Linked DNA regions of Homo sapiens: all the other regions are linked to region 2. A link is a loop called in an ENCODE intact Hi-C map of the cell type or tissue named here. Cell type or tissue: mammary epithelial cell. All regions are shown on one strand.

Region 1 (5,000 bases), 310 kb before region 2:
TGGCCTGGAATGCACTGTTCAGAACAGCACTCAGAAACTCTCAATATGCTGTATCTAAGTTGCTTTATCACCTGTTCTCTTTTATGTATTCAAATCTGCAGACACATGAAAATGTTCTCTTTCTCTCCTGTCCTCATAATTTTGGTGTAATGCTCTAGTGCCTTCCCCACCCGATCTGAATGGCGAGCCTCTCTTCACCTTCCATAGCAATTCTAACATGAGCTCTCAGATGCAGCTTCTTGCGGGGACTTTCTCCTCTCCTCCCACTGCCTCTTGTTTCTACCACCATCAAATTAGTCATCCAAGTATATTGTAATTAACTGTTTGCATGTCTACCTCACTCACTCATAAAGAGATCCTAGAATAAGGGTCAGCCAACTTTTTCTGGGCCCTAAATTCTCTGTCACAACTATGCAGCTCTGCTGTTGTAGTGCACAAGCAGCCATAAACAGTACCTTGCCACATGGACATGCCTGCGTTTTAATAAAATTTTATTCATCAGCACTGAAATTTGAATTTTATATGATTTTTACATGCCAATAAATATTATTTTTCCTTTATCTTTTTTCAACTATGTAAATATGTCAAAACCATTCTTAGCTCACGAGCTGTACAAAAACAGACAGTGGGCTGGATTTGGCTCACATGTCATAATTTCTCAGCCCTTGTTCCAGAAATCTGAGATCAGGCCTCTTCCGCTTTGCATCTGTTTTGCCCGTCCAAGTGCCTGACACATAGTATGTGTTTATCAAACTTTATTTGAATAAATTAATGAAGAAACGAGAAGGGGCAACAGGAGTAAATAAGTATGTCTGCTCTCTCTATGCACAAGATATAGGGCCCAAAATGTTCAGCCTGTTGAGTTACTAGAATATAAACAAAGTATACACACAGCCTAGGACCAGCGTCCTCTAGGATTCTCTTCTCAGTGGGGCCACCAAAATCACTGAAACAGGTCAGAATCAGGTTAGCATCCCCAAAGGAGTCAAAACAAGAAGGCAGTGCCTAGACGTGGAGCTTAGCTGGATGGAAAAGGAGGAAAGTTCATGGGGTCCATGAGCGGACTCAGAGCAGCCCTATCGCAGGATTAAGCCTGGGAGGTTAATATGATGCATCGGTAGCTGTCACGGCCTTTATTTCTCTCCTACAGCTGCAGACAGTGGTGTCCCGAGTCCTTGAGAGAACAGCTTGGGAAATGAGGCTTATGTGAGATGACAGGAAGAGTCATTGCGGCAGAGGGATGGGACAGAGCAAGAAAAATTGTGAGATGGCTGACATGGTGCCAGGTTGGAGGGAATTTTATAAACCAGGCAGAGGGTGTTAGACATGAAATATTATCAGAGAGGCAGAGCCATGAGAGTTTTTTTATTGGGGTGAAGACATGATTGAAGAAAAGTTTTGTTGCCACTTATAGGATTGGAGGGGACAGAAGTAAAAAAAAAAAAAAAAACCTAGAAGTTTCTTAAATAAATTCAGGTGTGACATGATAAATGTTGGCAAGGGAAATGAGAAAAAAAGGGTGACTTTAAGAGAGACTTCAAAGGAACAATCTTTACGACTGTGCATAGCCTCAGTAGGTAGAGAAATGTAAACCAAAGCTGATACCAAGATTATATGCTTAGCTGACTGAAAAATGCACCATTTCTGGCCAGGCACGGTGACTCACACCTGTAACCCCAGCACTTTGGGAAGCCAAGGCGGGTGGATCATCTGAGGTCAGGAGTTTAAGACCAGCCTGGGCAACATGGTGAAACTCGTCTCTACTAATAATACAAAAATTAGCCCAGTGTGGTGGCGCGTGCCTGTAATCCCAGCTACTCGGGAGGGTGAGGTATGAGAATCGCTCAAACCCAGGAGGCAGAGGTTGCAGTGTGCCGAGATCGCACCATTGCACTCCAGCCTGGACATCAGAGCAAGACTTCATCTCAAAAAAATAAAAAGAAAAATGTGTCATTTCTTTCTCAAAAGAGACAGAGGGTAGAGAAGGAAAAGGAAACAAATGTGAGACTCAGGTTTTACCTTTTGCCAGTACAGTTTGAGATGGTCATGATACATTCAAATAGTTATGTCTATCAGGCTGAAAGTTAGAACTTGAATGGAGAGAGGTTTACTGGTATGCTGATAAATGTTTAACAACTGGCTCTCCAGGAAGGAAAGCACCCTGGTTTATATCATTTGCCAATTCTGCGGCGTAAATGCTTCCACCATGGCTGATTTTATGCTGCCAACCTGAAGTCACTGAATGCAGAGTTGGGAAGAACTGCCTGTGGGGACTGATGGGAGGTGACCCCAGAACAGCACTGGAAGATGACAGGGATGGAGACTTGAAAATCAAAGAAAACATAAAGTCAAGTCCTGCATTTTACGATGATGAAACTGAGACTGGAAATGGGACAGAGAAGAGAGCTGAACTCTTGAAAGCAGTAGGATGGTTTAGAGGCAGAAGACCAAAGTGTCAGAGATTTAGCCTTTATCTCTATACACAGAGCTTGGTGCTGCTGCAAAAACAATTCATTTGAAGATCAGGAAGATTATGATATTTAAGGTAAGAGAAATATAATTCCCAATGATTATCAGTAGATAGAAGAAAGATAATGCTCAGAGGGTTGGTTGCAATTTTCTATTCTACCTAAGTTCTGATTGGCCTATTGTCTGTCATCCTTAGCTGCTAGCACAAATTACTTCAGGTACTAATTTTCTGAGCTTGTATGCACATTCTGTTTGGCTTATTTCTGCAACAGGTCAAAAGAAGGAAATGAGCCTGTGTGTTCTTATCTAGGCATTCTCAGAGAAGGCTACAAACCCATTACCTCTCACATCCATTCAGAGCACTGTGACACCAGGAGCATGGTGAGAGCTCATCTGTTGTCTTTGGGGATCTTAGGGATCTTTTCTTACTTCCTCATCATGACTCCTAAAACCTTATTCTAAAGAGCCTGCCTTGGGAACACTTGCAGCTTTTACTGCCCCCTAGTGGATATCACACATTACTTCATCCTTCACGGCTTTTATCTGCTGAGAGGGATTAGAGATCTCATCAAGCTCTAGGGTTCAAGGAAAGCCCAATAAATAGCTTTCTCCTGATAACTTAAACTTCAATAATGCGACGGTTCTCAATAATCTTAGCACTCTGAGTATGCCCAGCATTCCTTTTAGGGAAATACAGGTTCATTCAACTTCGTGTGTGACACTAGATTGTCCCCCAAAAGTCTCATTTAAATGTTGTTTTAGCCTCGTTTCTTATTCTAAAGCTTTTTAATCAATTGAGAGCATCTGAGAACTTGACTTTAAGAAGGAGGAGGATCTCTTGTTCTATGAGTATTCTATGGGTTTCTTTCCATTTTGTGGAAATAAAAATAATCACAATTTTCTCTTTAAGCTTTTGACCTTTGTGAGATTAGACCCTGTAGTCCATTAAGAGATCTCAGACACCAAAGTTGATATGGCCTTCAGAAACTTAAAAAGCCATATTAAAATTTTAAGTGTACAAAGACTACATTGTTCACCGGGCCCTCTTTGACCTTGCTAAGAAAATGTTTATAGGGAAACATCTGCAGTCTTGTGTGCAAATACTTAGGAGCGTAAATCAAATCTACAGATAACGTCTTTGAAACCCACTTGTAACTCACTCATTCTTTATTATTGGGTGTTCCTCTCAATTGCTCAATCAGCAGAGTCAATTTACTAGTTACAACTATGATTTTACTTTACTTATGCAATCGGAATTAAATTGGCCTTTTGACTATGACTGTAAGGCTTATTTTATCATACACAAAATACCCATCCTCACATCATCCCACCCCCAACACACACACACATATCTACAAAAGCTTTAAAGGGGAATATAGCCCTTTTCTGAAGGTTTTCTTAGAGATGGGTAGGATGTCAAGGAAGGGATTATACCACACTTTAAATAAAAACCATCTTAACTGCATAGCAGGGTTTCCAGTCTCCTTTCATTCTCAAACTTCCCCTGTCCCTCCGTCTCCTCTCTGCTCTCTCATGTTGGTCCTTCTGGCCTCCTCTCTGTTTCTTTCCCTCTCTGCCCATCGTTCTTGCTAAGGTGATCAATCTGGTCTGTTCTTGGATCCTCTCAAAACCTTATTCATACAAAGCCCATTTGAGAGAAAATGTACTAAATATTTTCACTTTAACTTTTTGTCCTACGATAAAAAAAACTTCTTTGTGATGATTATTGTGCAAACACGAAAGTTTGCCCTTGGACCAAATTACTGATGTCATCCACATGGAAGTGGCAAATGCTGATGCTTCTGCTCCTCCTTATTTCTTCTCCTCCATACAACGTGTCTCTAGACATTCCTCCGGGAGCCAGCAGAGTGGAATCACTGCATTATCTGTGGGCTCTTGTACACAGGCCACTTGGGTGTCTACACTGAGGATAGTCCTGATCTCACTGGAACTTAGACAGGAAGGAATGCTTCTTTTCAAATTGTTCCTAATACCACTACTCTCTTTCCTCTAAATGAAGACAGCTGTACTAGTGTATTTTCATTTATGGGCCGTGACCCACTGGGAGATCATAAAATCAACTTAGTGGGTCACATTGGGAGTTTTTAAAAAATGAAATATAATAGAAGAAAATATCAGGGTGCATCACCTAGGAAGGGTGACTACCGTTTTATGCAACTTTTCAGTCTTATCTAATGCATAGCATATCTCCTACTGTGACCTGGAAGTCAAACATATCTGAAAGTTTGAAAGACACTTTTTCCAGATTTTTTTTTTATGTGAAAGTTCAAAAATTGTCTCCAAGTAGACGTGGGTGGGGGAAATTAGGCATTGTCCTGATCTGTCCCTCGTGTGCCTTGTATCAAAGTAAAGTGTCCCACTGGGTCTTTAAGGGAGACAGTTCTCAAATATTCTCCCGGCAGGCTTTCAGAGGGTGTTCCGCTGGGATAGCTGTCATTACAAAACTTTTCTTTTCTGCATCCCACAGGCCTCTCCCTTTAAATCCCGCTTCATATAGAGTCCAGTTCTGT
Region 2 (5,000 bases):
TGGCTCCAATATCTCCAGTTACTTCCATTGGCCTGGGGAGAGAGTACAAACTCCCAGGTGCAGCTCTGCACACCACGGTCCCTAGTCACATCTCCCAACCTTCATTCCCATTCTAAGAAAACTTTCAGTTTCTCAAAAAAGCCATGTTCTCTCTGCAGCTTTCTCTATTACAGGGTTTCTCAAGCTTAGCACTACTAATATTTGGAAGTTAATATTTGTTGTGGGGGGACTGTCCTGGGCATCGCCGGATGTTTAGAGCATCCTTGGATTTCCCCACTAGATGTCAGGAGAAAACCCCACTCCTTCCCCAGAGCGTAACAACCAAAAATGTCTATGGATATTGTCAAATGGCTCCTTCCAGGCAGAGTCACTCCCAGCTGAAATCTGCTCTATCAAGAATGCTGTTACCCCTATTTGCCTGGCTAACTTCAACTCATCCTTAAAGTTTCAGCTTGGAAGTCACTGCTGTATCCCCAGTGTGAATACCAGGGCTTGTGTAATTAAATAGATGATCCCAAAACCGGCGCCATTATTCAGTACAAACGGAAAGGGAGGGGTGGGGGCAGACATGAAGTTAGGGAGCATTATGGTAGCAGATTGGAAAAGGCGCTAGACTTATGTAAGAAAACAGGATGACTTTTAGCTTCCAGAAATGATTAGGTTAAAAGGTGACATGAGACCGCCCGGTGGCTCACGCCTGTAATCCCATCAATTTGGGAGGCCGAGGTGGGTGGATTGCCTGAGGTCAGAAGTTCGAGACCAGCCTGGCCAACATAATGAAACCCCGTCTCTACTAAAAACACAAAAATTAGCTGGGTGTAGTGGCGGGCCCTGTCCCAGCTACTCGGGAGGCTGAGGCAGGAGAATTGCTTGAACACGGGAGGCGAAGCTTGCAATGAGCCAAGACCGCACCACTGCACTCCAGCCTGGGTGATGGAGAGAGACTTTGTCTCAGAAAACAAACAAACAAACAAAAAATTCACATCAGTGAGGATGGAACTATAAAAAGAAGAATGGATTGGGATGAGAGAGGGTGGAGAGAAGGAAGAGTTCAATTTTTGTGTTTTATTTGATGTGATTTTATTATTTTTTTTTATTTTTTATTTTATTTGAGACGGAGTCTCACTCTGTCGCCCAGGCTGGAGTGCAGTGGCGCCATCTCGGCTCACTGCAAGCTCCGCCTCCCGGGTTCACACCATTCTCCTGCCTCACCCTCCCGAGTAGCTGAGACTACAGGAGCCCGCCACCACGCCCAGGTAATTTTTTGTATTTTTAGTAGAGACGGGGTTTCACCGTATTAGCCAGGATGTTCTCGATCTCCTGACCTCGTGATCCGCCCGCCTCGGCCTCCCAAAGTGCTGTGATTACAGGCGTGATCCACCGCGCCAGGCCTATTTTATTTATGTTTGAAATGGAGTCTCACTCTGCCGCCCAGGCTGGAGTGCAGTAGCGCGATCTTGGCACACTGCAACCTCTGCTTCCCAGATTCAACCGATTCTCCTGCCTCAGCCTCCTGAGTAGCTGGGATTACAGGTGCCTGTTACCAGGCCAAGCTAATTTCTTTTGTATTTTTAGTAGAGACGGGGTTTCGCCATGTTGGCCAGGCTGATCTTGATCTCTTGACCTCAAGTGATCCACCCGCTTCGGCCTCCCAAAGTGCTGGGTGGCATGAGCCACCGCGCCCAACCAAGAATTCAGTTTTTGAAGTAACAGTGTGAGGGGTCTATTCAACAGCTCAGCGGGGTTGCTTAAGAGAGGCCAGTGCTCATGGCGCGAGAGAGGGAAGCAGTCGCTGTGCCTTTCTTGCCTGGAGTTCGATCTGTGTCCTTAGCGGGCACCTAAGGTTCTTGTGGAACCCACAAACTCCCTTTCTTCCACCGGCACCCCACCATACGAAACACACGGTTTCCCTACCTTTGAAATCACGCAAACACCGCTGCTGGAAGGAATCTAATGTTTAAATGGGATGAGGAAGGGATGAGAAGTGAAGAGCGAAGTGGGAGAGAGAATGACGGTGGCCGAGAGAAGCTGTCTTCAGACCCTGCCTGCCCTCGCCCTGGGCCCGTGGAGCTCAGGAAGGCACTTTAATCCGAACATCTAGTGCCATCTAGTGGCCGATTGTTAGAACTAGAGGAACGGTTTCCTGCGGCCTGGACCAAAGAGGGCAAAAGCCGCCGGGAGGAGAGGAATGAGGGACTTGGGGAAGCAGGAAAGGATACAAGCAGTGATTGGAAAAACAGACATGAGCTCTTCTCTTGGATCCAGGATTCAAACATCCATCTTGGGACAGGGCACATGCACTATACTCAGGCTGTCTGTTGGCGGTCCTTCATCGGCAGCAGCCCCTCTCAGGGAGGCCAGCTGCTCAGAGCCAGATCACTGCCCTGCAATCCTCCCCAGACTCCTAGGCCTCTTTCTTTGCCGGATCATAAGATCCCTCATGCCTGGTTGATGCTGTTCCTTGCTGAAGTTTTTCTCCCAATTATTAGCAGCCTGAATTACCAGTGCTTGTGTATGTTATTTCTTATTTGGAAATCCAACAAGCTTTTAATTAGAGAAGCAACAGGAAGAGATATTAAGCTATATTAATGCGTCTGAAAACCCAGCACAGCTAAAAGAAAAGTAATCTCATAGATAACAGCACTGCTGAAAATTACAGAACAGCTTCCAGTAAATAACTAAATGGAAAGTCCCAGAGAGGGTCAATTGTTGCCGGTTAATATTTGTAGTAAAGTACAGCACTTGATAATGCTGCTGTTTCTTATTCTTACGGGAAGCAAACAACAAGAGTTGGGATTTCCCCTTGAGATCCTAATTCCCAGATCCTGCTACAATGAATTTAATGAAAGTTTATCTTCTAAATACTTCCTTCACCAGTAACTCCTAGAAAGGTCTCTAGGATGCTTTTCTTTCCAAGGAATGTCACAAACATGACCATATCTCAGGTCTGAAGATAAGCACCGAAGCAGATTGTTTGCAAAAATGCCTACGATTATTCCCCTCCTTGTATGCACTCCTTGAATCTGGGCTGCCTTTGACTTACTTTGTCCAATTAAATACCATGGAAGGCACTTGTTAATGCTAAGCCTGGGCTTCAATAAGCTAGCCAAGGCACCAGGACATTTGAGAGAGCTCAGCCAAGATCAACAAAGCCATCTGTAGCCAAGTAGAGGACCCAGAAGGAACCAGAAGAACCCAGCTGTTCCCACCCCAAATGGTCAAATCTTCAGAATCATGAGCTAAGTAAACAACGGTTTTGTTTTTTGTTTGGTTGGTTGGTTGGTTGGTTGTTTTTGTTTTTTTTGAGACAGAGCCTTGCTCTGTCGCCGAGGCTGGAGTGCTGTGGCACGATCTCAGCTCACTGCAACCTCCGCTCCTGGGTTCCAGTGATTCTCCTGCCTCAGCATCTCGAGTAGCTGGCATTACAGGCACCCACCACCATGCCTGGCTAATTTTTATACTTTTAGTAGAGATGTGGTTTCACCACGTTGGCCAAGCTGGTCTCGAACTCCTGACCTCAAGTGATCTGCTTGCCTCGGCCCAGGATTACAGGAGCAAGCCACGGCGCCCGGCTGATGGTTGTTTTAAGACCCTAACTTTTGAAGTGGTTTGTGATATAGCAATAACTAATAGATATAAGCATTATGACTAAATTGCATCCTAGAAAGTTTATGTTTCCTGACTGCATGGAAAACCATGATACACATTTTCTTAAAAAGGGCATTGGAGGAACTGGCCAAATAGGATTAAGGAGGTTGGGGGCCTCCTCATGTTGCTGATCAGGGAAGTCTCTGGATTTCCCTTTGGAGTCATCCGAAGTAACCCTGGCTATAAGAAAATCTATTCAATCATTAGCAGATTCTAGTTAAGCAGATAGATGAAATTTTAATAAGGTATAATTCTGGTTGTTACCATACTTACCTAAATTCCTCATTTATTTCATGCCTAATTTATTGTAACAGCTAATTTCTCTTACCCTAGATTTATTTCTACTTCAATTTAAATTGTTGTCTACAATCAAACCAATTTTTATCCTAATGTCTCTTTTAATATGTTGATCCCCTGCTCAAAATTCTTCAATATCTCCCTATTTCCTGCCACACAAAAATAGTCCCTGAAAACAAAATTAGCAAAATTAATTAATTAAAAGTTAATAAATTAGACAAAAATTTTAAAAGTCTTTTCTTCTAAAAATACAGTTAAGACAATGAAGACAAGCAACAAACTGGGGGAAGATATTTGTAAATCACATATCTGATGAAGGTCTTGTATAAATAATATGGATTTTAAAAACTCTCACAATTCAATAAGAAATCAAATTAGCCAACTTTTAGAAAAACTGGAAAAAGACATGAACAGATATTTAGCCAAAAAGATATGAGTAGCAAATAAACACATAAAAAGATATTCATCAGCATAATTAGAGAAGTGCAGATCAAAACTATAATTAGATCTTGCTGCACGCCTATTAGAATAGCTGAATAGCTTTTTTTTTTTTTTTTTTTTTTTGAGACGGAGTTTCACTCTTGTTGCCCAGACTGGAGTGCAATGGCGTGACTTTGGCTCACTGCAACCTCAGCCTCTGGGGTTCAAGTGACTTTTTTGCCTCTGTAACCTCTGCCTCTGTGGTTCAAGGGATTCTTTTGCCTCAGCCTCACGAGTAGCTGGGATTACAGGCGCCTGCCACCACACCCAGCTAATTTTTTGTATTTTTAGTAGAGACGGCGTTTCACCATGTTTGGCTAGGCTGGTCTCGAACCTGCCTTGGCCTCCCAAAGTGCTGGGATTACAGGCATGAGCCACCGTGCCTGGCCAGAATAGCTTTTTAAAAGCTAACAACATAGAGCGCTGATGAGGATGTAGAGCAGCTGGAACTCTGTTATATTTCAGGTGGATATGCAAAATGGTACAACCACTTTGGAAAATGGTTTGACAATTTCTTACAGGGGATAGGGAGAATTACTACATAAACTTCAGCAAATTCACTCCTTGAAATTGTA
Region 3 (5,000 bases), 1.1 Mb before region 2:
TTTTTTTTTGAGACTGGAAGATGAAGTACTGCAACATTCTCTAATTTTTGCGTCCAACAAGACAGCCTTGACAGTGTGCGTTGCCCAGTACGGAATCAGGCACGACGGGGATTGGCGGGGGCGGGTGGCCAGAGCCTGTGCTGTGATGGCTGGACCCTCTAGAGGTCAGCAGAGATCTGGGAGTGGGGACTTGGGAAGGGCTGCTTCTGGTGGTGGATGCTGTGGAGTTAGTCCTGTGAGACTCTGGATCTACCAGGCCCCTTCACCACCCCTGCCCCATCATTGCAGGCTCAAGCAGTGGCTTCCAATCAACCTGACTTCAGTTAGAGCATCTGCCTAGCAACTGTGGGCACATACAGTAACATGGGGAAGTCATTCTCCTAGAAGTGAGGGTTAGGGAAGAGGGAAGGGAACTCAAAGGAAGCAGAGAGGATCTCTTCCCCTCACAAATGCTGGGAGAATGACAGTGTCCAGGACAGTGAAGAGTTGAGACTGACCTTGACTTGAGTGCGCTGTGTGAATGCAGGCACACCAGCTTCCAACCAGCAGATGGTTTGAGAATGGCATCTATCACAAGGCCAGCTGTCCTGGGGCGAGAGCCACCGGGTGTGGGCACTGCCATGCTCTGCAGTGGGCAGGGTGAGCTAGAAGAATACCTCATGTGGGTACTGCATGGTGGGCACCTCACATGGGTGCCGCATGGAAAGTACCCCATGTGGGTACCGCATCGTAGCCACAAGGGCAGTGTGGGGAACAGCTGATCTCCCCTGCTCAGGTCCAGGCCTCAACTTGGTGAGGAGCTCCTGGAACCCACTGTGGCTCCTGACATTGGGGACTTCTGGGATGAAGTCAGCTGGCTGTGGGGTCCCTTTCTAGTCCTGCTCTCTGGGATGCTGGTGAAGCTGCCCTCCAGTGCCAGGCCCTAAAAACCCTCCTCTCTAGACATGTCTGTTTTATGCAACTGTCGGTCTCTATTAGACAGTCAGCTCCTTGAGCCCATGGGCCGTGTCTGGTTGACTGCACCTGACCTAGAGAAAAACGCTGATTGAAGACTGCATAAACTGGCCCCTTTCTGCTCCTTTCCCCCTGCTCCTCTGCATCCTAATCAGTGAGCCGTCCCATTATCAGCATACACAATCCCCAAATCCCCCCAGAATATATCCTCAAAGGTCTCCTACATGCTAGTGGGAGAGTCCCCAGCAGCCACCATGTAAGCTCTGGGGGTCAAGCCGGGGTTTGAATTCTGTGTCCAGAATTATGAATTCTGTGCCGCGTTGAGCAGGTAACCTTACCCCTCTAAAAACACATTTTCCACACCTTGATCCTAGAACAGTACTGCGTCTAGAATCGGTTTCTTCTGGTGGGTTCTTGGTCTCGCTGACTTCAAAAATGAAAACATGGACCCACCTGGTGAGTGTTACAGTTCTTACAGATGGTGTGTCCATAGTTTGTTCCTTAAGATTTTCAGATGTGTCCGGAGTTTCTTCATTCTGATGGGTTCACGATCTTAATGACTCCAGGGGTGAAGCTGCAGACCTTGGCAATGACTGTTACAGCTCTTAAAGGTGGCATGTCTGGAGTTGTTTTCCTTGGGGTTGCTTCATGGTCTCGCTGGCTTCAGGAGTGAAACTGCAGAATGAGTGTTACAGCTCATAAAGGTAGTGCAGACCTAAAAAGCCAGCAGCAGGAAAATTCATTGCAAAGGGGGAAGGAACAAAGCTTCTGCAGGGCACAAGCAGACCCAAACGGGTTGGCTGGGGGGTTGGCCTGCTTTTATTCTCTTTTTTGGCTCCACCCACATCCTGCTGATTGGTCCATTTTACAGAGTGCTGATTGGTCCGTTTTACAGAGTGCTGATTGGTCCATTTTACAGAGTGCTGATTGGTCCGTTTTTACAGAGTGCTGATTGGTGCATTTACAAACCTTTAGCCAGACACAGAGCACTGATTGGTGCATTTACAATCCTTTAGCTAGATAGAAAGGTTCTCCAAGTCCTCACCCAACCCAGAAGCCCAGCCAGATTCACCTCAATGCTAGAGCTTATTTCCAAGTTGTTGTGGATGATCACATGCAAGGGTGAATGTTAAAATACTTGAAAACATGTGACGTGGTCACTGAACATCAGAACAGATGCTGGTCATGGACTATGTGAAGGACTAGAGTCCAGGAGACCCCTGACAGGACAGACATGGACCCTTTAATTGCTGGATGAAGCTGGGGCAGCAGAGGTGGATATTGGCCCTGATAACCTGGAATTCATTATATGAAGCACAGGGACTGTATACCACAAGCGCTCAATAAGTGTGGCTGGTTGTTATTACCTTGAGTTTTCAGCCTTCCTCCCCTCTCTTCTTCCCTTTTTTCTTTAATTTCATATATACTTATTGAAGACTTTTCTGTTCTTCTGTGAGCCATGGAGATAACACAGATGAGTTGGTTTGTCTTCAAAGGGTTTGCAGTCTAATTAGGGAGACAGAAGTGACTACTACAATACAGCATGTGGAAGGAAATGCTAGCAATTGGTAGGAGGAGCTGGGAGAGTCAGAACGGGGACGCTTCAGCCAGCCTGGTGTGGAGGTGAATTCAAGGGAGTCCTCCTGGAGAAAGTGAGCATTAGCTGAGGCTTGAGGGTCTGAATGGGGATAATAGGTAAAAAAGGTAACTTCTAATCTTCATTGGAAAAAACTCCAAATACCACATGTAAGGGAATGAAGGCCACATGTAGTGTTCAGACGTGGCCACATGTAGTGTTCAGACGTGGCCACAGTGTGGCAGAAAAAGCCCAGATTTTGGTGGCATCCCTCTCCTCTAGAGGACGTAAAAGACGCTGCATTCAGTGCATTGGACAGAGCTTCTGTCAGGAGTCCAGGGCATTGGAGGAGCCCGAGCGAGGGAGACAGTGCCCACAGAGCTCTTGTGGCTGGGCAGCTGTATGCTGGAGTTCTGGTTGCTTTCCTGAGGGAGGACTAATTTCTCCCCCAAGATGAGCAATCGTGGACAAGAAAATACAAAAGTCCTCCCTTATCTGCGGTTTCACTTTCCCAGTTTTGTTACTTGTGGCTAATAGCGGTCTGAAGATATGAAATGGAAAATTCCAGGAATAAACAATTCACAAGTTTTGATTTGAGTGCTGCTCTGAATAGCGAGATGAAATCTCACTCTGCCCCACCCACGATGTTAATCCTCCCTTTGTCCAGTGGATCCATGTGTAGATGCTACCTACACGTTAGTGACTTAGGGGCCCTCTCGTTTATCAGATTGCAGTGCTTGTGTTCAAATCACCCTTATTTTATTTAGTAATTGCCTAAGTGCAATTTCTAAGTGCACTTAGTAAAAAGTGCAAGAGTACTGATGCTGGCAATTTGGATACACCACAGAGAAGCCAGCAAGTGCTTTCTTTAAGTGAAAAGGTGAAAGTTCTTGACTTAATAAAGAAAAAAACTGTATGCCAAGGTTGCTGAGATCCACAGGGAGAGCGAATTTTCTATCTGTGAAACTGTAAAGAAGGAAACAGAAATTCGTGCTAGTTTTGTTGTTGCACTAAAGCTGCAAAAGTTATGGCCACAGGACAGGATAAGTGCTTAGTTAAGATGGAAGTGTTATTAAATTTGCGGAGGGTAGACATGAGCAGAATCGTGTTCTGATTAACAGCAATCATGTTAGGCACCATCCCTGGTTTCAGGCAGTTGTTGGAACGTACCCCCTCGGATAATGGGGGACTACTATAGCGGTATCAAAAGCAATAAGAAAATAGAGATTAATTAAGAATCCAGGTATTTTTGGAAATAGATTTTCCTGTGAAAGAGCTGGAGTACTTAGGGTGGATGGGGGAGTGAAGCAAGGGGCGGCCCTTCGTATTTTTGTGCTGGGTGAATGATCACCTTCCCTCTGCAGAGATGGGAAATGGAAGGCAGAGATGTGCAGTGGGGTGATCGCTGGGGTTGGTTGAAATAGAGGGAGGCAGCACCTATGACATGGTGATGCCATGTATGGAGCCCCAGAGGGAACTCAAAATCATGTCCGAGACAGTGCTAGAGTTCAGCCAGGGAACTTTACTAGATCAGTTGTTATGGCTAGGAGGGTTGGTGACAAAAGAAGGGAGCTTGAACTGGGGATGGATGAAGACAAAAAGAAGAAGAAGAAATATGTGGGAGGAACGACTGAGAAATGCCATGAGTGGGGGACTGTGTGGCTGGTGGCTGGGCTTTCAGTGTTCTCGGGGGCATGTACTACGTTTGAGACAGAACCATATAAGGGATCCAGGACAGATGAGATCACGTACATGTAGGGTGCTATGGCAAGCAAAATAGTCAAACTAATAGAAATGCAGAATTGGATGGTGTTTGCTAGGAGCTGGGTGTGGGGAGGAGCAAACAGGAAGTTGTTGCTCCATGGGTATAAAGTTTCTATTATGTAAGATGAATAAGATGTGGAGACCTGCTGTACAACATAATCCCTGTAGTTAACAATATGGTATTGTTCACGTTAAAATACATTAAGAGGATAGCTCTCATGTTAAGTTTTCATACCACAAAAACCAACCAATCAATCAACCACGCAAGCAACACAAAAGAACACAAGACAGCTGGCTACTAGCTTCTTATCTACACTTATAATCATCCTCTCGAAGCTCCCCCAGTGACCTGTGACACATCCATGTTTCAGAGCCACAGTTAGACCCCAACTTGTGTTGACCCAAAATTTCTCTGCTTGCCCACAAGGGGACTTCACCACCTTATCTTACCCCATTTCTCCACCCCTTTCATCAAACACAGTTGTTATCAGGCAAGCCGATCAGCTTGGTTCAGTCAACAGATGTATTCATTGGGATTTGAAAGATTTCAAGTTAAAGTAGAGTTTACAAATGATCCAGTCCAGTGCTCACCACTCTGTCTAAAGCTCAAATCCCTTGTATGACATCCCTGTCATGGGGTCATGAGCTCTTTGCAGGAGCCCATCCAGCGGAGGAATATTCACTGTGTCCTGGAAAGCATTGGTGG
Region 4 (5,000 bases), 240 kb before region 2:
CCTTGAAAAACATGTCAAATCTTATTGTATTGAATGTCTCTATTAGTTAACTTGGCCACAAGTTACAGCTTAGAAATATTTATGTTCTAGATAGCTGCCAGTCAACTCTCATTCTTCATCATAAAGGGCATCAGACAATTTTAAATGGTGGAAAACCCAAGAATCAGTTACAGAGCATTCGTGTGAGCTTTTAAGATGTATTTATTTATGACACAAGGTCTTGCTCTGTTGCTAAGGTTCACGTATTTATTTTTTTACTGTTTTCTTCTGTCACACAATATGTCCAGGCAAAGGTGCATGTATTTAAATGTGCAGAGATGTGGCGCTCTTAGAATTCTCTTTAAATAAAATAGATAAAACACATAATGAAGACCTGATGCAGGAGGAGTTGAAAATTTATATCACATATTTTTCTTACCAGTACCTAGACTGTTCCCCCACCTCTCCTTTGCCATGCTGTAGTTTGGCCAAATCACCACTTAGAAAGAAGCAGGCTTCTTTTATGTTATTTGTGTTTCTGTTGAGCACATTCAATATTGACTGAGCCATGTACTTGGTCCTAAGGGGTCAGATATGAAAAAGACAAAATCTCTGCCTTTGCTGGGGAAGCCTACCAGGAAGTGCTGAGCAGGTACAGGTGGGGTGGCTGTTTCCAGCTAAGACACAGAGTGTGATGCATTGTGTGTAAATGGACGGTGTTTGGTTAGAACCGCAGAAGTGTGTGGAGACTGAGAGGGCCAAAAAAAGCAGACAGGGCACAGTCATGTGAGGTCCTAAGTCTTATCCTGAAAACATCTGGAACCATTGAAGGATTTGGGGCAGAGGGGTGATATATATGTTCAAATACGCAATTTGGAAGGATCCCTCTCGGAGCAGTGAGGAGTTTGGACTGGAGCAGGGAAAAGACTGGAAGCAGAGAGGCAGGATCACTAGGTACAGAGAAGGTCACAGAAACATAGATGAAAGCTGAGAGGAGGTTGAGCCAAGATAGTGTCTGTGGGTACAGAGGTAAATGGGGGGCACCTTTTGGCCTAGAGAGTGTAACTATTTTTACTCAAAATACCTTTTGCTGGTGGCAAGCACCAAAGGGAAGTAAGCAAGACAGGAGATGGTAAATGATGACCTAATTTTGGTAAATTCTCTGGAAAATCTCACTAGGAATTTGATGCAATTCATCTCAGATAATTTGAGGTATGAATGATCCTAAGTAGAAATGCAGATGTGTGCTTCTAGGTAAAGTCAGGTGCTAATAATTACATTGGTAATTCTTCATTATAATGAGGCTATGTCTGCACCCTGGCCACCACCTCAAAACTTTGCTCTCCTGTTAGGCTCACGACATTTTCCACTGGAGGGGATGTGAGGCCAGTTGTGCTTTGATCTATGTTCACAAGTTCCTCTCCATTTAATACAGATTTCTTCCTTCCTTCCTTCCTTCCTTCCTTCCTTCTTTTTTCTCTCTCTTTTTCTTCTTTCCCTTTCTTCCTTCTTTCCTTGATTCCCTCCTTCCTTTCTTTCTGTCTTTCTTCTAGTTGGGAAAAGTATGTCTTTTGGGAATGCAGTAATAATTATATTAAAAAGATTTTACACACACATAAATGTAATGCTAGCCACACATTCTGTGGCTGTTTGATGTGCTGCTGAAAGTTATCTCCCTGTTGGATTTAATTAATCATCTCAAAAATATCTAGGATCCTGCACCTACACAGGTAAGCACAGAGAAATTCTAAAACGACCTTCATTCTTAGCAGACAGAAGGTTTGCTGAATCACTCCCAAATGATTCCTTGGTAAGGGCCCCTTTCTTCCTCACATTGCTCCTTCTCCTCACACACAGTGGCCCCGGTGGAGGGAGGGGTTCTGTGGCAGTGGAAATGTCTGAGTAGCTACACTCTCCCTGCCCCAGCAAGATGCTGAGTTCTATTAGTCAAAATCTACCCTGTATCAGTCACCATCAGCACTTTCCTTCATATGCTCCTCTCAACTCTGGGAGGAAGACAGTAGCCTTGCCTCGTCTGTGTCCAATGCATTGGCAGGCTATGTATATCTATACATGTATCATTGAGCATGGTGGCCCCGGTGCTTGCATCACAGCCCTTCGACTCACATCTGTTTTCAGTGACAGCTTGTCTGGTTTCAGATTCACCCACCTTAAGTGTGTACCATGTGTCTCCACTTTCTGTTCTGGGGACTTCTCCACTCTGTGGTAAAATGCATCATCCTCAGAGGCAGCCCTTACTCCATATGGGACAGGAGCTGGCAGACAAATGGCCCAGCCTCCCGGAGGCACTCTACCCTGCTGAGGAGGTCTCCCTGGGCTCGAGCCTCTGCCGTGCTCAGCAGCCCCTCCGTGACATACCCGAAGGTCAGCTTCTCCTTATTCTGTGTCACCCTCAACTGGGATCCACAATTTCCAAAGAAACCACTGTATCACGTCCTTGTCTCGGGCTTTGTTTCTGGAGGAACCTCTATTAAAACAAAAGCTATGTCTGGCACCTAGTAGGTCCTCCATGAAAGTAAGTTCTCAGCCCCTTCTTCTTCCCATTGTAGAAATGAGGACACTGAGGCCCAGGGGTTCTGAGTAACTTGTCCAAGACCACACAGCCTGAGACCCACAAAGAAGTCAAATTGAAGGCCTCTTTCTGGTGGTTTCTATCTCAAAAGCTGCCTTTTGCTCTGTCCTGAACAAACCAATGAGGACCCCTAGTGGCATGAACAGAATGGACATGCAGGAACTGCAGATAGTGCCTTTGACCAGCCTGACCCCGATTCTGGGAGAAGTCTAGCCTTGCAAGTCAGCAACAGGCTCCTAATTAGGCTCCCTCCCGGGTGGTGCTGAAACCATGGGGGCTGTCCCATCAGATGATATTTCTCTTTCTTGTAGAGGAAAGAAGAGCATCTTATTCCTAGGTTTTCAGGGAGGCTCTCTCTCTGGATGTCAAAGCTCCCTTTGCTGGTTTGGACAATGTCTAGCCTCTCCGGCATCAGACAATTGCTTTGTCAATTCCTGAAGTGAGGGAGATCCCTGTCTACCTGATGGAGCATCAGCAAGGGGCAGGGAACAGGTCTACATCAAAACAGCGTTCAGACAATAGGGCATTAGCTGAGGACCAAACTGCCTTGTGTTGGGGCATCCTCCCACCAGGGTGGGCACAGAAACCCACAGGCCTCCCAGAGTGCAGTGCATTTGCAGAAACTCTGCTCCTTTCAGAAACCTTTGCAGCCCACAAGCATTCATTCAAGAGATGTTTGATGGGTGTCTTTGTCTTCGACATGCTCACACCTTTCAGCCCCCACGATGTCAACCATATGCTCCTAATGAGCAACCCGTGTTTATTATAACAGGGTCTCTTTATCGTGCATGCCCTGTAGCCAACTGTGTCACACTCTCTTCTAAGAAGCTTGGGTATGTGGAGTCATTGTTCTGGGCAGGCTGGATCAAGAGCTACCGGAGGTTGTGCAGTGTCGAGGAAACAGATGGAACAGATGGGGACGCTGTGGCAGAGCACAAACCCAAGAGAAGAGCCAACGGGTGCTGGACCAGCCGCACAGGGTGTAGGAGTGAGAAGGAGGCAGAATTTGGCTTTACTCATCTTTTTTCCCAGCTGGTGAATCCACCTTCTTCTCCTTTACCTGCTTCCTACCTAAGGTATAATTCATGTGTTAGAAGTCCAGGCTCCCCTAAATGCAGGGCAATCCCCCAATTCCTCCTCCTCTAGGACCGCCTGCTTAGAAGAAAGACAGCTTACAGACGTATAACTTGGGGGAAGCATAAAACAAAATAAGCTAAGTACAAAGGGCAGATATGAAACAGATTTTTTTCAAGGCTCCAACTGTGGTAGATATTATAAGCAGAACAGATTTCATATGGAAGACATTGACAAGGAATAAACATAGCACCCAAAGCTAGCGTTTTCAAGGATTTGCTTCTTTGAACATAAGGGCTTTTTAAAAAATCACATTTTTATCAAACAATGAGCAGCAAAATCTCTCCCCCAAAATGGCAAAGGCAGATCAAACCTAGGTATGGGTTACCTGTATTTGCAGGAACTGTTTCAAAAATCCCATTTCAATTTGCTATGAAAGCATGCGTTGCCCTGGCTTTCTAATCTATGTTGAAAGCTCAAAGGTTAAAGAGACTTGGCTGAATTTGTCTTAAGATATAGCCTTTGTTCTGATTCAATCATTTATTTGAATTTAATATTTTAAAGGACACTTCAAACAGACTTCACAATGCACTGTTACCATCCGGGCCATATTTATTGTTTAATATTTAACTGGGGAGATTTGTCAAAACCCTTAAGAATTAATGGTTGCAAACTTGTGGAGTTAAAAGGCTTGTGGAGGAAACCATTTGCTAACAACAGGGAGACAATGGCCCTGCAGGCTGGGCCACCAGAAGGCAAATACACATTTGGGGGTCTAGTGGCCTGGTGAGCCCAGCTACCCAGACAGCAGGAAGTGCAATTGCCTTTAAATAAATATTCTAATGTGTTTAACTTCTGAACTATAAAGCTCAGCTTGCGCCTTAAGAAGAGAGGTGAAGGTGAGAGCAAAACAAACTGTTATTCCATGCCTTCTACAAACACACACAAGAGAGTCCCAGGGCTCAGAAATGAACCAACTGCATTGAAATGCACCTCTGACTAAACGATCTTAAGACCTGGAGAAAAACATTTTTGATCATCAGGATCCATGGATGTTGTCTATATTTTTATGATATCAAACATCAAGAAGAAAATGAGAAACCTAAATATCTATATATAGGTGAATGGATCATGTTGCAGAGACAACATATCAGGGTGGCTTACTGAATTTGTTCATTCAGATATTTCTGTGTTCTGTAGAGCAACAAAGCTGGGATTTTTCATAGCTCTTTATGTCCTTCACAGTGTGGTCCAATCATTTCAGTTAAGTGTCCCAACTATGCCGATTCCTACGAAAATAAAAATGGGTGATAATCTGTTCACTAAAGCCGAGAAATGTTATAGAATATTTTAC
Region 5 (5,000 bases), 350 kb before region 2:
CATTTGGTCATAAAAGCAACAACTGAAATTGCCCTGTACATCCATAAGAATGCACCCTAGCATGTGTGTATATGTGTGCACTTGTACATCTATGAAGAGACAATACATATGTCCTATCCCAGGGACCTCATAGAATCTGTGGAGAATACCAACTTACAGTCTTCCAATTCCTTAACTGCTGCTCTGATAAAGGCCATCTCAAAAAATTGAGAGACAGTCAAATTCAGTTTCCCAGTAGTAGAAGTTTCTGACAAACATGCTTTGGAAAACATGGACTTTTCTTCAGCATATTTAAAATATGTCAGGGAAGATGAAGTCCCAGGCAATGTGGGAATATGGGAAAGGGTGATCCCTGGAGGTCGTGAGGAGACTGGGAAGCTGCATTTTTAACATGTTTTTAATTACAGATCACAGAACCTGAACTCAAACAGGCTTAAGCAAAACAGTAAGTAATATGGACTTATCAGAAGGTTTCTGGCGTAATGCACGGAATGAAGGAAGCAGGGCAGCATCCCAGGGCCAGAGCCTGGGACGGGAAACTCACCACCATTCCAGCTTTCCATCCATCCAACCTTTCTATCAGCCAGCCTGTTGTTTATTTCATTCTCTCCCAGTGTGTACACATTTTCTCCTTGAGGCAGGGAATCTGGCCGCAGGGAGTTTGGGGTCCAATTACGAAAGAGGCATCATCTTTCCTGTTGGTTCCGGTTAGAGTAAACCTCAGGGAAGTAATCTGATGCGTTCAACTTGGGTCCCAGTTTCTTCTGTTGACCCATCACTAAGTCCAAGCCATGACTGCCCAGCCTGGGTTCCCCAGGGACAGAGATCAGTCAGCACACAAAAAAGCGACAATGTGAGAGAAGCAGTCACAAAGGATGGTGGTGGAAGTGCACAGCAGACATAAAAACAAGTGTCCAGGCCAGATGCAGTGTCTCACACCTGTAATCCCAGCACTTTGGGAGGCCAAGGCAGGCAGATCACCCGAGGTCAGGAGTTCAAGACCAGCCTTGCCAACATGGTAAAACCCCATCTCTACTAAAAATACATAAATTAGCTGGGCATGGTGGCACATGCCTGTAGTCCCAGCTACTTGGGACGCTGAGGCAGGATAATCACTTGAACACGGGAGGCAGAGGTTGCAGTGAGCTGAGATCGCACCACTGCACTCCAGCCTGGGCCACAGAGTGAGATTCCATCTCAAACAACAACAACAACAAAAAAACCAAGTGTCCACCATGGCAGCTAAAGGAGGCATCTCTGGCAGAGTGGGATTGTGCTAATCACACTCAATATCCCAAATCATATACAATTCAAATATGGTGCACATGTTTTGAAGTAGGGAGCATACGTCTCACCGTGGCTTACAGATGCTGCATGATGTGGCATGCTACCTCGTCAATCTTGCATGGCATGTTCCCCTCTGCCTAATGACACTGCTCTCCATTCAGGTCCTGGACCACACACAGCAGGCTCTTTCCCTCCTAGGACTTTAATGCATTTCATTTCTTCTGCCTATCAGGGTTTCTCACTTGTTATTTGAATTGTTAAGACCTTGTCATCCTTTAGGGATGGTGTCCTCAGGAAGGGCTTTCCTGAACACCCGATTTAAGTAAACCTTATTCTCTTCTTGTTTATCAGAACACTTAGTTTAGTTTTCCTAACACTTCACAAGTTTGATACATTTATTTGTTTGCTTAATTGTTCATTTTGCCCTTTCCACTAGACTGTAAGCTCCTTAAGGGTAGGTACCCTGTCAGATTTCATGGATCGCTACTCCCAGCATCTGAGAATGTGCCCTACCCATAGTAGAGGCTCGATAAGTATTTGTTGAATTAATAGATAGACAGATGAATTCATTGTCCAGATGAATGCAGCAGCAAGTGAGAAAGAAAAAGCAAAAATGAAACCGCCCCCGCAAAAAAGTTAAGTGGGGTATACCGAGTGGATGGGCCAGGAGGGCCTGCTGCAGGACTCGCACAGGGCTGCTGCGCCCCCGAACACCAGGGGGCGCCATTGACATGGACTACAATGATACCCGGGCTCCTTGGAGTTAGTATGTCCAGCCCACATCCTTTCACGGTTCGGTACATCTCAGTTAGAAACAAATGAATCAATCCTAGAAAACCACAGAGCTTCGGGGTTGCGTTGAATTTCAGAGCAGTGCTTCCTAAGCCATCTGTGATGAAGGAACATTTTTGTAAAATTATTTCTAATCCATTGCTCACCAAAACTCTTGTAAACTGCGATACTAAAAAGAAATTGCTTAAAAAAAGGAAATAACAGAAGACATACAAAATTAAAGCCCAAATTTGCAAATGGGTGGAACACACATAAAATCATTCTGGCCAATTACTATTAAAATATAGAAACACTTTGACCTTCTGTATATTCCAGGCCAACTACAGTTTATAGAGTGCCACTGGTCACTAATGACCAGTAATGTAATGTCAATGAGAAGGGCAGCAAGTGAGGTGAGTCGGGTAAGAGCAGAGTCGGGTCAGATACTGTCTTTATTTACAATTTTAAAATTTTGTTCATCATGGATTTTTTTCACCAATTTTGATTTTTCCAAAAAATATTGTATTAAGATATTTTCTTGATTACTGAATTTTTGGTGCTTCCTTAATTTTTGTGTCCAAGGTAAATCCCTCAGTCACCATTCCCTAGTCCCAGCTGTGGGAAGAGCATAAGATTTTCTATTATACACAGAGAAAATTAGGCTAAAAGAGGTTAATTGCTCAATATCAGTGGATAAGTTTCAGGGGCCTTAACACAGGTCTAACCCCAAATCTATACAGGTTCCATTGCATCATACAACCTCCCATGCTGAGCAAGCGCTATTCATTCATTCATTCACTAGCAGTGCCCCCGAAGATCTACTTTCAGTGTGCAGGACCTGTGTAACTGGGAATGAGTACATCTGGAGCAGTAAGTAATGGGTAAGTGACAGGTGACCTTGAATGTGAAGCTGAGGAATATGGATTTTATCTGGAGTTTGTAGGTTCTAGCTACTGCATTCCAGAAGTGGTAGGTCAGATTTATATTTAGAAAGTTCATTCTGAGAGCAGTAGGGTGAATGAGTAGACTGGAGTGGGCAGAACTAGAGGCAGGTGCCCAAATAAAAGGATACAGTAATCCAGGGGAAAGATGACAAGGGAAGTAAAGATGTTGGCCATATTGGAAAGGACCCTTATCATTGGTATCATGAGGGTTCAAGAGAAGAATGAGAATGAATCACCCCTGCTACCCCCAGGCTGTGCCCGGGCATGCTCATTGTGGTAAGGAAACACAGCATAGGTCTGTTGGAGAAACCAAGCAATATATAACTATGTGTATAGGGGGTGGGGAGGGATAAGAAGGAAAACACAGTAATGAGAATCTGAAGTAAGGAAAACGGGTACAAGGAGACATGGAAATGCAAGAAAATGGTGAAGGAGAGAGCAGAAGGCAGGCAGCATCTGCGTGCTCAAGGACAGGAGGAAGGAGGAAGGCGGGAGTGGGCGGAAACAGCAGTCAGATTCTCAGCAGCACTAAAATTGTCCCTGCCACTTGGCAGGAGGCAGTTCAGACATCGCAGATCCAAGAGCCTTGTCCTTTCCTCATTCATGTAACTGCACAGGGAGCCAATTGGTGAGATTCATGGACCAAAGGATCCCTTGGCAAATATCAGTTCTATCCTCGGTGATGTTTTAAGCCCTCAAAGCTTTGTTTATCAAAGTGATGACAATGACAATGAGTTATTTCTGCTAGAGTAGACTATAAAAAATTTAGTCTGGCTGATAAAAAAGTTTATGAAGTGCAGTTCAAACATATTTATAATATCTCTTAGGAAAAATTAATTTAGAATAAAAATAAATACATAATAGATACTGTGAGTCAATCTTTAGAGACCCAAATGGCACTCTTGATTAATGACCATTTTTCACCCATATTATGCATTTGATTCTTTCAACAGTATTATAAAATAGAAAGGGCAGGGATTATTACTTCCATTTTGTGGAAATGAAAACTGATGCCTAGCAGGGTGCAGAGATTTGCCCAAGGTTACACATATGCAAGGTGGCAGAACTGGCCCTAGGACCTGGCTGTCTTGACCAGAGCATTTCTTCCACTAATTTCCAGGATTCCACCCAAAGCAGCCTGAGTTTGTGGCTTTCTGGGAAGTGCATCATGATGATCATTCATTATCCTCTCCCGAGGATCTGCTGAGTAATAGTTTTTAAAGGATCACATTGCTCCCAGGGAGGCAGCTGCAGAACCATGGACTCACAGTCAAAAGGCTTAGATGCTCCCACACTGTAACTTACCATCCCTATGGCTTAGGGCAAGACACTAAACCCTGGACTCTCAGTTTTCTTCTCTGCAAAAGAGTGGCAGTTGTCCCTATCTCATTAGGTTGTTATAAAGTGCTATTTTCCATCATAATAGCAAATAGGGGACAAAGCGGTGGAACAAAGGACCCAGCAAATATGATTGGGGGAAAAAAAAGCGAGAAACCCAGCATATTTAGGGCCCCCAGGGAGAGGCAGACCACCCTAGGTGTATGAGTGGGGAAGGAGGCACTCAGAAATATGGTTTGGAATGAGCATGAGTCTTGTGATCATCTGGAGGACAGAAGGAAAGCATACTTCCTGAGTACCTACTGTGTGCAGGGACTGTGCTAGACACTTTCGAGTACATTTTTTTAAAAAAGTATTTATTTCAATAGGATTTTAGGGAGCAGGTGGTGTTTGGTTCCATGAATAAGTTCTTTAGTGGTGATTTCTGGGATTTTGGTGTACCCATCACTCAAGCAGTGTACACTGTACCCAATATGCAGTCTTTTATCTCTCACCCCCTCCCACCCTTCCCCCAGTCCCCAAAATCCAATGTATTATTCTTATGTCTTTTTGTCCTCATAGCTTAGCTCCCACTTATGAGTGAGAGCTTACGATGTTTAATTTTTCATTCCTGAGTTACTTCACTTCGAATAATGGTCTCCAATTCCATCAAAATTGCTG

Evidence for each region. Peaks named below come from ENCODE experiments on the same cell type or tissue, not always from the same donor. Only the 100,000 strongest peaks of a DNase experiment are listed, where the experiment ranks them.
Region 1: it touches region 2 in a loop (15-fold over the local background); 9 of 110 quality-filtered maps call a loop at or near these places.
Region 3: it touches region 2 in a loop (14-fold over the local background); 13 of 110 quality-filtered maps call a loop at or near these places.
Region 4: a loop joins it to region 2, with 10 times the contacts of the local background. A loop is called at or near these places in 5 of 110 quality-filtered maps.
Region 5: it touches region 2 in a loop (25-fold over the local background); 14 of 110 quality-filtered maps call a loop at or near these places.

Annotation. Positions count from the first base shown.
Region 1 is chr7:31,441,529-31,446,528 of GRCh38, reverse strand. No RefSeq gene overlaps it. Among named protein-coding and RNA genes, the nearest start is that of ITPRID1, 70 kb to the left of the region's middle. In mammary epithelial cell, a CTCF peak has its summit at 2,966 (motif pointing left); no DNase peak of the experiment used is centred here.
Region 2 is chr7:31,131,758-31,136,757 of GRCh38, reverse strand. It overlaps LOC107986781 (a long non-coding RNA gene), which reads right to left and starts at 2,115. Exons shown (of 3, transcript XR_001745159.1): 1 at 1,915-2,115. RefSeq lists silencers at 2,021-2,120, 2,141-2,190. In mammary epithelial cell, a CTCF peak has its summit at 2,122 (motif pointing left); no DNase peak of the experiment used is centred here.
Region 3 is chr7:32,202,365-32,207,364 of GRCh38, reverse strand. It overlaps a transcript of PDE1C not described here. Among named protein-coding and RNA genes, the nearest start is that of PDE1C, 130 kb to the right of the region's middle. RefSeq lists an enhancer at 1,025-2,224. In mammary epithelial cell, CTCF peaks have their summits at 157 and 2,764; a DNase peak (open chromatin) is centred at 2,834; H3K4me3 peaks cover 455 bases.
Region 4 is chr7:31,371,238-31,376,237 of GRCh38, reverse strand. No RefSeq gene overlaps it. Among named protein-coding and RNA genes, the nearest start is that of NEUROD6, 33 kb to the right of the region's middle. RefSeq lists an enhancer at 4,048-4,667. In mammary epithelial cell, a CTCF peak has its summit at 2,699; no DNase peak of the experiment used is centred here.
Region 5 is chr7:31,485,797-31,490,796 of GRCh38, reverse strand. No RefSeq gene overlaps it. Among named protein-coding and RNA genes, the nearest start is that of ITPRID1, 26 kb to the left of the region's middle. In mammary epithelial cell, a CTCF peak has its summit at 2,005 (motif pointing right); a DNase peak (open chromatin) is centred at 2,046.